Linked DNA regions of Mus musculus: region 2 is linked to region 1. Evidence: chromatin contacts called from ENCODE Hi-C or POLR2A ChIA-PET data. All regions are on one chromosome and are shown on one strand. The core of a region is the stretch at or near the end of the contact, and the rest is flanking DNA. Distances in the headings are between cores, read along the strand shown.

Region 1 (5,581 bases), core at 1,845-4,344:
GATGGCAAGAGATGCTGGTGAGCCCCAAGGTTAGGTGGACCAGGTGTGATCAGAACAAGCAGTATGCAGACCTGGGCCAGGCTTCCTAAGAAGAGAGTGTGACCCTGCTCTGGAAAGAGCACCCAGGAAGGGCAGGGTGGACAACTGCCTTGGGTGAGAACTAATCAGGTACTCTACTGGCTAGTGGGGCTGGGTTGATGGGCAAGTGACAGATGGGATGTTTGGTGAGCTGGAGTCCAGGCCAGATGCCAGACATACCACAAGAGAGGTAGCAGGGTGAACACTTCAGGAAAGGGGTCTTTATGAAGATACAAGGGAAGTTAAGACAGGAGAGTGCTTCAGAGAGATTAACCTGCTGTGCTAGGTCCCATGGTCCTTGGAGCTGATGTGCCTATGCCAAGCACATTCTCCCCTCCTCTAAGGGCTCTTGTGCTGCAGAAGTCCTGGAGGGCAGTGGGGTAGGGAGCTCACTAGAAGGGGCTGTTCTTTCAGCCTGGAAGTACCTCACTGTGTGCTTTCCAGCAGGGGGCGCCCTCACCTGACTTTCGGAATTGCTTTGTATGAGCGACTGTCTGTCTGGTTGGTTGTCTTGGGAGGCAGACAGAAACCCCTGTGGACCAGCCTCATTAGAAAAGACAAAGGAGCTTTAGCTGCCCATGTGCCCCCTGAACCTGGAGTGGATGTCGGGGCTGCTGTGGGTGGAGACCAGGGTGGCAGCAGTGCTGGCTGGCGTGAGCCTTTGCTGCTGCAGACCATCCTTACCCCTCTGATCCCCTTTTCCTATCTACTGTCTTTTCCGATGCTCCCCCACTAGTGCTGAACAAAGACATTGCAGCCTGCCGCACAGCAACTATCACAGGTACCTTCAAGCGACCATCACTGCCTGAAGAGGAGAAGATGAAGCTGGCCAAGGGCCCACCCCCCACCTTCAACAGCCTGCCAGCTAATGTGTCCAAGCTGCACCTGCACGGTTCACCCCGCTATCCTGGTGGGCCACTGCCTGACTTCCCTAATCACTCACTCACCCTCAAAAAGGACAAGGCCCCCAAGTCCTCTTTTATTGGCGATGGGGACATCTTTAAGAAACTGGACTCCGAGCTGAGCCGAGCCCAGGAGAAGGCTCTGGACACGAGCTACGTGATCCTGCCCACGGCCACGGCCACACTCCGGCCCAAACCCAAGGAGGAACCCAAATACAGCATCAACATTGACCAGATGCCCCAAACCCGCCTCATCCACCTTAGCATGGCACCTGATGCCAGCTTCCCTACCCGAAGCCCACCTGCCCGTGAGCCCCCAGGTGGTGCACCCCCTGAGGTGCCCCCTGTCCAGCCCCCACCACCGCCACCTCCACCACCCCCTCCACCCCAACAGCCCATACCCCCACCACCCACCCTGGAGCCTGCACCTCCCAGCCTGGGGGACACGGGGGAGCCTGCGGCCCACCCGGGACCCAGTTCAGGTGCTGGGGCCAAGAATGAGAACGTGGCCACCTTGTCAGTGAGCTCTCTGGAGGTGAGAATGGTTTAGAGTCTGCCAAGGCAGAGATGGGTGGAACCCCAGCCAAGGGCTGGTACTTCCCTGCCCTGTGGGCTCTGGGTATGTCAGAAGTGGGTAAGGCTAGCCCAGGGACAGGATCTTTTCACACAACAGTCTGTGGTTAGCCTAGTGCTTTGTATTCCCCCCGTACTTTATTCAGCCTTTAGGACAAGGGGCAGAGGCTAGGATGGCACCCTTAGGGAGCCCCTGCCCCACACTAGGATGTGCCACCATCTAGCCTTCTACCTGTTAGGTGCAGCCAGCACTGAGTTCACTGTTGGGGGTCCAACCATGTGACCTGTGTGGCCTGCCTGAGCTCGACACTGCAGAGGGAGAGCAAGGGCAAACAGGCCTGGAGCAGGGGTGGGAGTCCTCACTGCTCACAGAGACCCCATCCTTATTCCATCATTGTCAAGGGTTTCCCTTCAGTCTCAGCAGCCCCTCCAAACCCAGAGCTGGGGCTGGTCCCTAGGGAACAGGCAACCTGGGTACTTGGTGCACCCTCAGCATGTCCCCTGAAGGCAGGCTGGTGTCTCCCCAGTTGTTGGGCCAGAGGGCCTGGACTTGTGGTCTAGGAAGTTTTAGGGAACACATTGCCCATGCACACAACCCCTTTCTCCTGCAGCGGCGGAAATCACGGTATGCAGAACTGGACTTTGAGGTAAGTGCAGGGGCCTCTCTCTGACCAGAGAGGCTGGGTACTAGGGCCATTTCAGCAATGGGAATTGGAGAGGGGCTCAAGGCAGGGGCCAACAGCAGGTGGGACGAAGGGGTGGCTGTGGATGCCCATCCGGGCTCAGGACTCCTGGCCCCAACCCACAGAAGATCATGCACACACGGAAGCGACACCAAGACATGTTCCAGGACCTGAACCGGAAGCTGCAGCATGCGGCTGAGAAGGAGAAGGAGGTGCCAGGCGCAGACAGCAAGGTCAGAAGCACGGGCTCTGCTCCAGTCACATTCCCTGGGCTAGCTGTCCCTTCTCAGATGTGCAAAGGGCAGGGCAGGAGGATCCTGAGCCTGGCTCTGTCTGGCAGGTTCCAGAGTGTCCTTCCCCACAGCACTGACCCCATCATGGAAACTGCAGCTACTGCCTGGATTCGGGCTGTGGGATGCGTGGGTTGCTGTTCTCTCTGGGAATCCCTTCCTAAGAGCCCTTCTCTCTCTTCCTCCTCTGCTCCGACTACACCGCTGGCCTTGAGTAGCCAGAGAAGCAGCAGACTCCCAACAAGAGGGCCTGGGAGAGCCTCCGCAAGCCCCACGGGACGCCTGCCTGGGTAAAAAAGGAGCTGGAGCCACTGCCCCCGTCTCCACTGGAGCTGCGGAGCGTAGAGTGGGAGAAGGCGGGTGCCACCATCCCACTGGTTGGCCAGGACATCATTGACCTCCAGACCGAGGTCTGAGCGGGCGGGCCGTGGCCCCACACCGGGCCAGGAGGTGGGATGCTGCTCTGCCCGCTCCGCCATAGGACGGGCACAGACGCGCTCGCGGTGGCGGGCCGGGTCCAGCCCCGGCCTCAGGGCGCTCAGAGGCGGCCAGGCAGAGGGCCCGCGGTGCTGGGACCAGAGCCAGACACAGGACAGGAGGTGGCATGGCCGGCGGGCACAGGGATCCAGAGGCCAGATGGTGCCTCAGACTCAGCCCTCCTTGGGCAAGCCCGGGCAGGCAGGCAGGCGAGCTGCTGTGAACACGGACAGGCCTGGTGTGGCCAGCGTCCCCAGGATGCCCACTTCAGCCACCACTGCAGAGGACTGCCTGTGGCCCACCAGCCTGGCTCCGATTTTTAGACACCCCTACCCCTTGGGAAGCAGCCAGACCCCCCACTCCCTTCCAGGACCCTGGGCCCCTCTCAGACCCAGGCAGAGAGCATGGTCCTGACCCAGCCCCCCCGGGACAGGACTGAGATCACTCTGGAAAGAAGCGGGGTGGGGAATCTATTTTTTCTCTCCTTTTCTTTTCTTCAATAAAAAGAATTAAAAACCCAGCTTTGTAGTCTTTTTTTTTTTTCCTGAAGCAGCATGGTTCTATTTCAGTGGTAGGGAGGCAACTCCTGTCCTGTCCTGTCCTGTCCTGTCCTGTCCTGTCCTGTCCTGCCCTGGGTGCCTGCCCTCCATATGGTCCTCTGAGGCGGGACTTAATTTGACTCATTGGACCCCTGAGTCACCTGGGAAGGACAGAGTTAACAGGTAGCAATTGTAAAACAACTTGAAATAGTGAAAGAAAAGAAACAAAATATGGGTTGTAGCTGGGTTCTAGCAGCCCCCCTGGGCCCATCTTGAACAGGCCTGCCCTACTACTTTGTAAGGCCCAGTACTGGTTCCCTTTTTCCTGTCCCCAGACCATGGTGGTCCTATGGTCAGACTACCTAACAAATCAACCAGATGCCTGCAACCCCAGCTTCAGCATTCTTGCATTTCCCAGAGCTTCCAGCAGGGGGCAGCCTAAGCCACTCAAGGAGTCTGGTTGGGAAGCTAGGAGAGGAGGTCCCTCCTTTCCCAAACACTGGGACTGCACAAGCCTGGACCTCTGCAGGCAGAACCCTTTAGACCCCAGTATGAACTGGAATCCAGATGCAGACCATTGGCCCTGAGGGACACGTGAAGCCCACAGAACCCCAACAAAGTACTAAGAGCTAGAAAAGGAGTCCAGCCCCATATAGGTTCCTTTTATACCCTCACCCAAATCTTCTCCCTTCCTTCCTTCACTGTGTCTTTGACATGCCACCCCCTCCCCAGCATCCTTTTTCACAGCAGAGACAGGCTAGGGATAGTGCTTGTTGGTATAGTGACCACAGTGAGCTCAGGTAACTGTGATGGCCAGGCACACCCCTAGGTGCACACACACGGGTGGGTGAATGGTAAGTGAGGAGGGACAAGTCCATAGATGGCCAGAGAAGGGCATGCAGAGCCCAGGATAGACCCTAGCTAGCTACAGACTACAAACAACAAAGCAAACACCCCACCAATGCTTCGGTGAGATTTGGCAACAAAATAAGACCCAGCCTAGACCATGCCATGGCTAGTGTGAACCAAGTATGCACGGGTGCATATGTCCCGCAATGGAAGGCTTCTAAGCCTCGTCACAGCGCCTACCACAGGTCACGTGAAGAATCGCTATCATAATGCACCTGCAGTCTGTGCACAAAAGCTCTGCCTTCCAGGACTGGAGAGCTTCCTATGAGTTGAGTGGCCTCACCCCTGGCTATTACAAAATGAAAGAAGCTGAGAGGGTCTATTGGTACAGGTAGAGAAAGCCCTGGGGTCCCAGCACTCTGCCTATGCAGGCAGCATGTGAATGTGGGCCAGGTCTCGGTCTTGAGGGCTGAACCCTGCTCAGACTTACCACTGTCCTCATACTGTCTTCATGCAGTGACCAAGCATCCATAGCCAGCTCTGTAAGCTGCCTGTCCCTGTCTGTCCTCTCCACCTGCAACAACACACAAAGCAGCATAGAGTACCCTAGCCCCTCATACCGGCCATGTGAAGGGAGAGACTCAACTGCTGGAGTCAAAGCTCTGTAAAATGCAGTGTGTGTCTAGAGGCAGCTCTCCCTGCCAACCCCCACTGCAGGCCCTCCCTCTGGAGGGATATTTGTGCTAGGAGTCCTGGCTCCTCTTCCTCCTCCTAGAGAGACCCATAACGGAAATTGCTATCTACTTTTGGCACAGGAAGCTGGCCAGCAAAGGCTGTACTTCATCAGCACCCTGAGCCTTGCTCCAGTGGGCCCCACTCCAGCAGGCTCCATATACATTCCAAAGGGGAGTCCATACCGAGTGTCGCCTTGGCCCAGAACCCTTGTAGGGACAGGAGCCTTTCCATGGATTGCTGTCAGGTCTCTTTGCTCTGGCTCAGTGTTTTGGAGTACTGTTCTTCTAACACCTGGCAAGCAGGGTCATGATCCCATCTGTCTTCGTTAGGGTTTTACTTGCTATGAACAGACACCATGACCTGTCTTAGTCAGGGTTTCTATTCCTGCACAAACATCATGACCAAGAAGCAAGTTTGGGGAGGAAAGGGTTTATTCAGCTTATACTTCTATACTG
Region 2 (5,581 bases), core at 1,206-3,705, 47 kb after region 1:
TTAGGCTGTTCTGTCTTGAATTCTTTCCATCACCTAGAACTCTTAGTAGTTCTGCCCATCAAACTAGAGCAGAGGGTTGCCCTCAGGCCTTGAAAAGGGTCCAGGGATGTTGAACCTCTCTCTTTTGCAAACTAGACCTTTACAATTTTTTCATGGAAGCCACAAAAGCCATTTTTAAGTGACTGTCCCCGAGCCTGGGGTAGATAGAAGTGGAGGGGAACAGGGGACTAGAAGGCTGCATGGAGGACATGGGACAAGACACGGAGACTAAAGTAAGGGTCGGACAGTGACCCAAGGTGAGGGGGCCACTGAGGGCAAAGGGGGGTCAAGTATGGCTACAGATGGCAGATAGGTCTATAACAAGAGGCTTGCAGAGAATAGAGGAGACACTGCTATCTCTTCTACCCACCCTCCCCCCTCCTGCTCCTTGCTTGTGCTAGCTTCTCCCATGCAAACTCTTTTTCCTCTCCAACCTAATCCAATCAGCTTGCACCTAGCTGGGCTACCCAAGGAACCTAGAGACCAGCTTTTCAGATCCTTCTGTGTGTCCAGGGATTCTCAACTCCTCTCTCTCTCTCAACCCTCTAATCCTCAACCCCACAGACCCCCAGAGAACCTGCACAGCTTCTGCAACCTGGTTCACTCAGCCACAGCTCCTTGCCAAGTCTCTTGTGGTCAGCCACAGTCCCATCAGTCTCCAGGAAGCCACGACCCTCTTTAGTTCTTTGAAAGGAGGCACGAGGGTCCCATCACTGGCTTGGTATAAACTGTCTTATTACCTGGAATGTTTCTGTCTTGACTGCCTACACGCCCCTCGATCCTTCGTTGTCACCTTTCCATCCCTTGGTGCTGCGGCCTCTCCCACCTGAGCTCTCCAGCTTTCTCTTTACTCTCTGGCTCTGGGTTAGTGCTGGGCACGCAGTGAACTTCTGAGGGCCACCAGGATATCAGTGCACTCTGCAGCTGCTGCAGCGAAGCAGTCTTTGGTAGATGAAGAAAGACTTCTGTGTGCTGAAAGGCAGTGCAGAGGTGACCTCCAGGCTACTCAAAGAAACAGAAAAACATGGAAAAGACCTGTTACTCACACATGCACACTGCTTGGGTGATAACACAGATGACAGTTGTCACCAAGAGCCCCAGAGAACCCCACTGGTCAACTTGCACCTGTGTAGGTCATTTGCTGTCAAAGACTCTCTTATCCTGGGGCATCATGGTCTGCTTGTCCTAGACTCCCACTTTCAGGAATTTAGTCCAAGGATTAAAAAGTAGAAATGCCCAAAAAATCACTGTTCACCGATTCTTCCTAGGTCTTAAATAGCCACAGGGTCAAAGAGAGACACTCGGTGGGCAGTGCTGGAAACCTGCTCCCAAAATGTCGACTGATCACACGGATGTTGTCTGGCTCAGGGACAAAGACCCAGAATTTTAATTTAAGATCCACTTTCCCAATATATTGTGATTCCAGACTTTCATGGGGGACAGTGCAAAGGAGCCTATTTTACTACTGTCAGGAAAACAAAACAACAAAAAAAATGCTACTTAAAATTTAAAAAGCCGTGAGGTTTTGTTTGTTTGTTTGGTTGGTTGTTTGGTTGGTTGGTTGGTTGGTTGGTTGGTTGGTTTTTGAAAGGCAAGCAGAAGATGTAAAACCATACCTCTGGCTTTGGGGCTGGAAACTGAGAGACAGGATCTGGTCCAGGGCTCTGCTAGCACCTGAAGTCTTGAGCCTGGTGGCCTTGGGCAGCCTGAGAAGAAGGGAGGCAATGTGACTGGGGGCTGTTTGTGCCTAGCCAAGGGTAAAGTTGAAAACTTTGGGCCCTGCCTGCATCAAGATTCAAGGAAGGGAGAAAGGAGGCTAGAGTTAGCCAAGAGTAGAGGAGCGCTCTTGGGACTCCCAACAGCTCCCTGGAGGGAAAAAGAGACTTTGCAGGAGACTCTGCTTCCACTAGGTGTGTCTCCCCTCCTTCCCCTGCCTCCCACCCCATTCCTAAGGAGAAGTTTATTGAGATTCTCATTGTTGCCTGGCAATCCAGAGAGTGCCCTCGACTGGGGAGAGACAGCAGAAGAGTATAAAATAAGGCAGCTGTACAGAACCAGATGACCTAGAGGGTTAAGAAAGAAGAGGGAGAGGGTATTTCTCATCCTTCAGGGTGTGGGAATATCCACTCAGGATCCTGCCATCTACTATTGAAGCTTCTGAAGGAAACCCCCCCCACACACACACACACACACATTGTGAGATCTGGTTGTCTGGGGGCAGGGGACAGACTCGAAAGGTTCCCTGAGATGACAAAATCTCGACTAGTCCCCAGTTGGGGCTTAATTAAGGCAAAATGCCTCCTCAAAGACAGACCTGTCTTTGAGTTACTATCCCCAAGGCTCAGTGGGGATTGTGCCCCCAAGAAATCCAACCAGAAGCCCCCAAAGGCTTGAGTGACAAGTTCCCAACAGCCACTGGGTGTTTGGGAGGTCAGGAGGGAACCTCAGCCCTGAGGATTCCATCCTAACCGACACTGAGGGCAGTTGAGGAGCAATGGAAATCAGACAGGGGCAAGACACATTATCTGTGTCAGTGTCATCTGAAAAACAGTAAGGGCTACTGGGAATAGTCCCAGAGGAGCTCTAAGGGGGGCTCCTTTTGTAAAACCTCTGCCCCATCTGACAGTCTCAAGAATAGACTTTGTCCCCCTAGGAGGCTTGAACATGTACAGCTGCTTGACAGAGCCTGCTTCATGGTTTAGATGGCCTGGGGGGACCCTACCTAGAGCCCCTGTAATATCTGCAGCTCTGCTACTGGCTTGCTCCTCCAAGTCTGACTTGAGGACCTGATGGCCAAAGAAGGAACACTGTCCAGGTGGTCTTGGGACATATAATCACTGTGGTTACCCCAGGGCATTTGGACTAGTCTACTCTTCGGTCTGCAATGCCCCTCAGAATGACAGTTGGAAGGGGTGTGGCTAAGCCAACTGCCACTCGAAGATCTGAAAGATCACCAGTAACCCCCACCCCAGTGTACAGACAACAGCTATGCAGGCTGATGGAAGAAAGGTTAGCTGTCTTCGAGAAAAACAGCCCCTCGTAGTCCCTGGCCCTGCTCTCGCTGGGCCTCGGGATCAATCTGTGATCTGGAGCTGGCTTCAGCACAGGCCTGGCTCCTGTCCAGCAACCTTGCTTCAATAGGTGTGATAGAGAACCCATCAGTGGCGAGGTTTTTGATTGCTTATTTTTCGTTTCTTTAATGAGGGATACTGAGTCCCTGAGTGTGCTTCTGGAACTCAGGGCCCGTTCACAGCTAGGCTTTGGGGACTTTGGCAGGAATCCTGATGAACAAGTTTGACTCTCCATGAGTTGAGATAGACAAAAGCTGGCAGGTGGAAGCCTTGTAGGAAGGAAGACGGGGTCTTTCTGGATGCAAAGCTACCTACCCCTGGGAGAACAAGAGGCAGGCCCCACTCTGCTGAAGCAGGTCAAGCTACCATTGTGAAGGGCTGAGGTACAGCCATCTGTTGTCCAGAGAGAGAGAGACAGAAAGACAGAGAGAGTCCACTCTCTGAGAAGAGCTGGGGTCTAGGGCTTGGTTCTAGTCTCAGGTCCCCAGCAAAACCTCTGAATGAGAAACTCCAGGGTAGTTGCTATGACTGCCTTAGGCCCTCTTGACTTACTTCCTCTGCAGAAAAACCCCCTGAAGCTGTCTCTGCACACTGCACACTGTCCCTTCCCTGAGACATTTTGGGCTTTCCTTCCTGAGGGATATAGACCTTCCTTCCGAACCTACTTCCTGTGGTGCAAGGGAACTGCTCGGGGGATAACTGTTGAACATGTCAAGTGCCTACATAGCATGAGATAAGTTTGATTTTTAGGGAACATGCCAGTTTGTACCCCAAGACATGATTTCTCATCTCCATCTAAGAAAAGTAGTAGGCAGCAAAGGGCGCAAGGCCTATAGCAGAACTTTTACAAGAGTTACTGGGGGCCCCATAGCCCTGGTTGAAACCAGGTTGAATTTGGGGGGAGATTTTTTTTTAACTGTCTCAAATCTCCATGGAGAGTAGAGTCTCCTATATCGCAGATCCAAATTGCCTCCCGTAAAACTTCTATGATGCCAGTCAGGATTTGACCTGACACACCAACATGAAAATATTGTGGTGTATTTTCTGGCACACCTCCCCTCCCCTACTCTCCAAAAGGGGATGGGGAGAGCCAGAAACTCTAACCAAAACTTCGGGAGACCTGGGGTCTGGGGAGTAGCTTGAAATAGAACCTCATTTTACTTGTGAGACCATAACAGTGGCTGCAACCTTTTAATGAGGGGTTGTGTTAAGAATATTCCTCCTGTCCGGACAGACAGAGGGCCTTCCTAGACTGTTTAGTCACTGCACCTTCTTTGAGCCCTGCTTTTGAGAACTGACATTAACACATCCTTAGAGCCACAGTAGCATTGAGCATATGGGTAGCTAGCTTGGGTATCTGGTTCAACTTCTTCCCACACACCCAACAGCCCACAGATTCCCCTAAACTTGAAACTTTATTTGTCTACCACAGAGGGTCCCCCCCATACTGTTTTTAATGGAGAGTCACCTAGGCTCAGGTCTGTGGAGGTTGTGTTTGAGGTCAGGGCCACTGGGCAGCCATTTTTTCTTAATTTTGTTTTGAGCACCTAGGAATTAGCTACAAGGGGGGGGGGTGTGTTTACTAGAAAAGACTTATGCCTTCCCCTCTAGCCCCTCCTGCCTTGGTCTTTTATTTTCTTCTTGTGCCTTTCAAACTGGAGCACATGTCAGCCTATTGCTGTCCTAACTTCTGAAAGAGTGTAGTGACAACCTGAGACATGTACATGTTTTACTCAAAAGACCTAATTATTGAAGTTGTCGATACATCCAGTACCAACAACTGAGCACACAGAACTACCATGGAGACTGGAAACATGTTCCTCAGAGGCCGGGAGTCAGCAGTGCAGTCTTCGCTGAGTTTTTCTAGTTAGATCTTTTGGCCCCGGGGGCACAGGGTTCGCCACACCCTATGCATAGTCTCCAAGGTTGTGCAGGAGTGAGTGCCACTGTTAATGTAGCAATGGATTGTTTTTTAAACACCTAGACTCTAACGCTGAGACTTCTTAATCTTGGACCATGCCTTTTCTCTTTCTTTCAAAACTGAAGTCAAAGATAGCTTTGAGCCTGACTGATCAGTTGGCCATATAGATCATACTGGAAAAGGAAGCAGGCTTTGCGAATTGGGAGAGCAAGGGTTCGAGGCTTACACTTAACAGATACAGGATGCCTCTTTGTCAGGCATCCCTAAACAGACAAACAGACTTGAGTCAGACCAGTCGGTGTGCTGACCGGGTACCAGCCATTTTCATTTGGCCAAACCAGCAAGCATTGCCAGGGCTTCCAGTCCTGTAAACCGCTCTTCTCCACCCCTTTCCAGCCTCCCTCTCCCCACAGTACCAGACTCAATATGACAAGTAGAATCTGTCCCCAAACTATGTCAAGGAGAAGGCATCACTACTTGTCTTACAGGCATCCCCAAGCAAAGGCAGACCTGGTCTCTGGGTCAGCAGCAGGCAGGTGTCAGCACTACC

What was found. Hi-C counts contacts between places; a loop is a spot of excess contacts on that map. ChIA-PET counts read pairs that join two places held with the same protein, here RNA polymerase II (POLR2A).
Region 2: a loop to region 1 is called in a map of left cerebral cortex, with 2.2 times the contacts of the local background. The contact joins the promoter of Mroh4 here to the enhancer-like site in region 1. A Hi-C loop is called at or near these places in 1 of 37 maps with a recorded cell type or tissue (left cerebral cortex). POLR2A ChIA-PET finds 5 or more read pairs at or near these places in 4 of 5 experiments (Patski and embryonic stem cell).

What each region holds. Positions count from the first base shown.
Region 1 is chr15:74,585,943-74,591,523 of GRCm38, forward strand. Adgrb1 (adhesion G protein-coupled receptor B1) reads left to right here. Exons shown (of 31, transcript NM_174991.3): 28 at 815-1,515; 29 at 2,165-2,200; 30 at 2,362-2,469; 31 at 2,745-3,522. The coding sequence ends at 2,942. Among named protein-coding and RNA genes, the nearest start is that of Mroh4, 48 kb to the right of the region's middle. Within about 2 kb of position 3,095, at least 1 of the 3 ENCODE cell types and tissues checked has a DNase peak (open chromatin) inside an H3K27ac peak, as active enhancers do; it is left cerebral cortex, where a contact is called at or near this core.
Region 2 is chr15:74,633,863-74,639,443 of GRCm38, forward strand. Mroh4 (maestro heat-like repeat family member 4) reads right to left here and starts at 2,456. Exons shown (of 27, transcript NM_001177437.1): 1 at 2,354-2,456; 2 at 1,656-1,745; 3 at 780-1,041.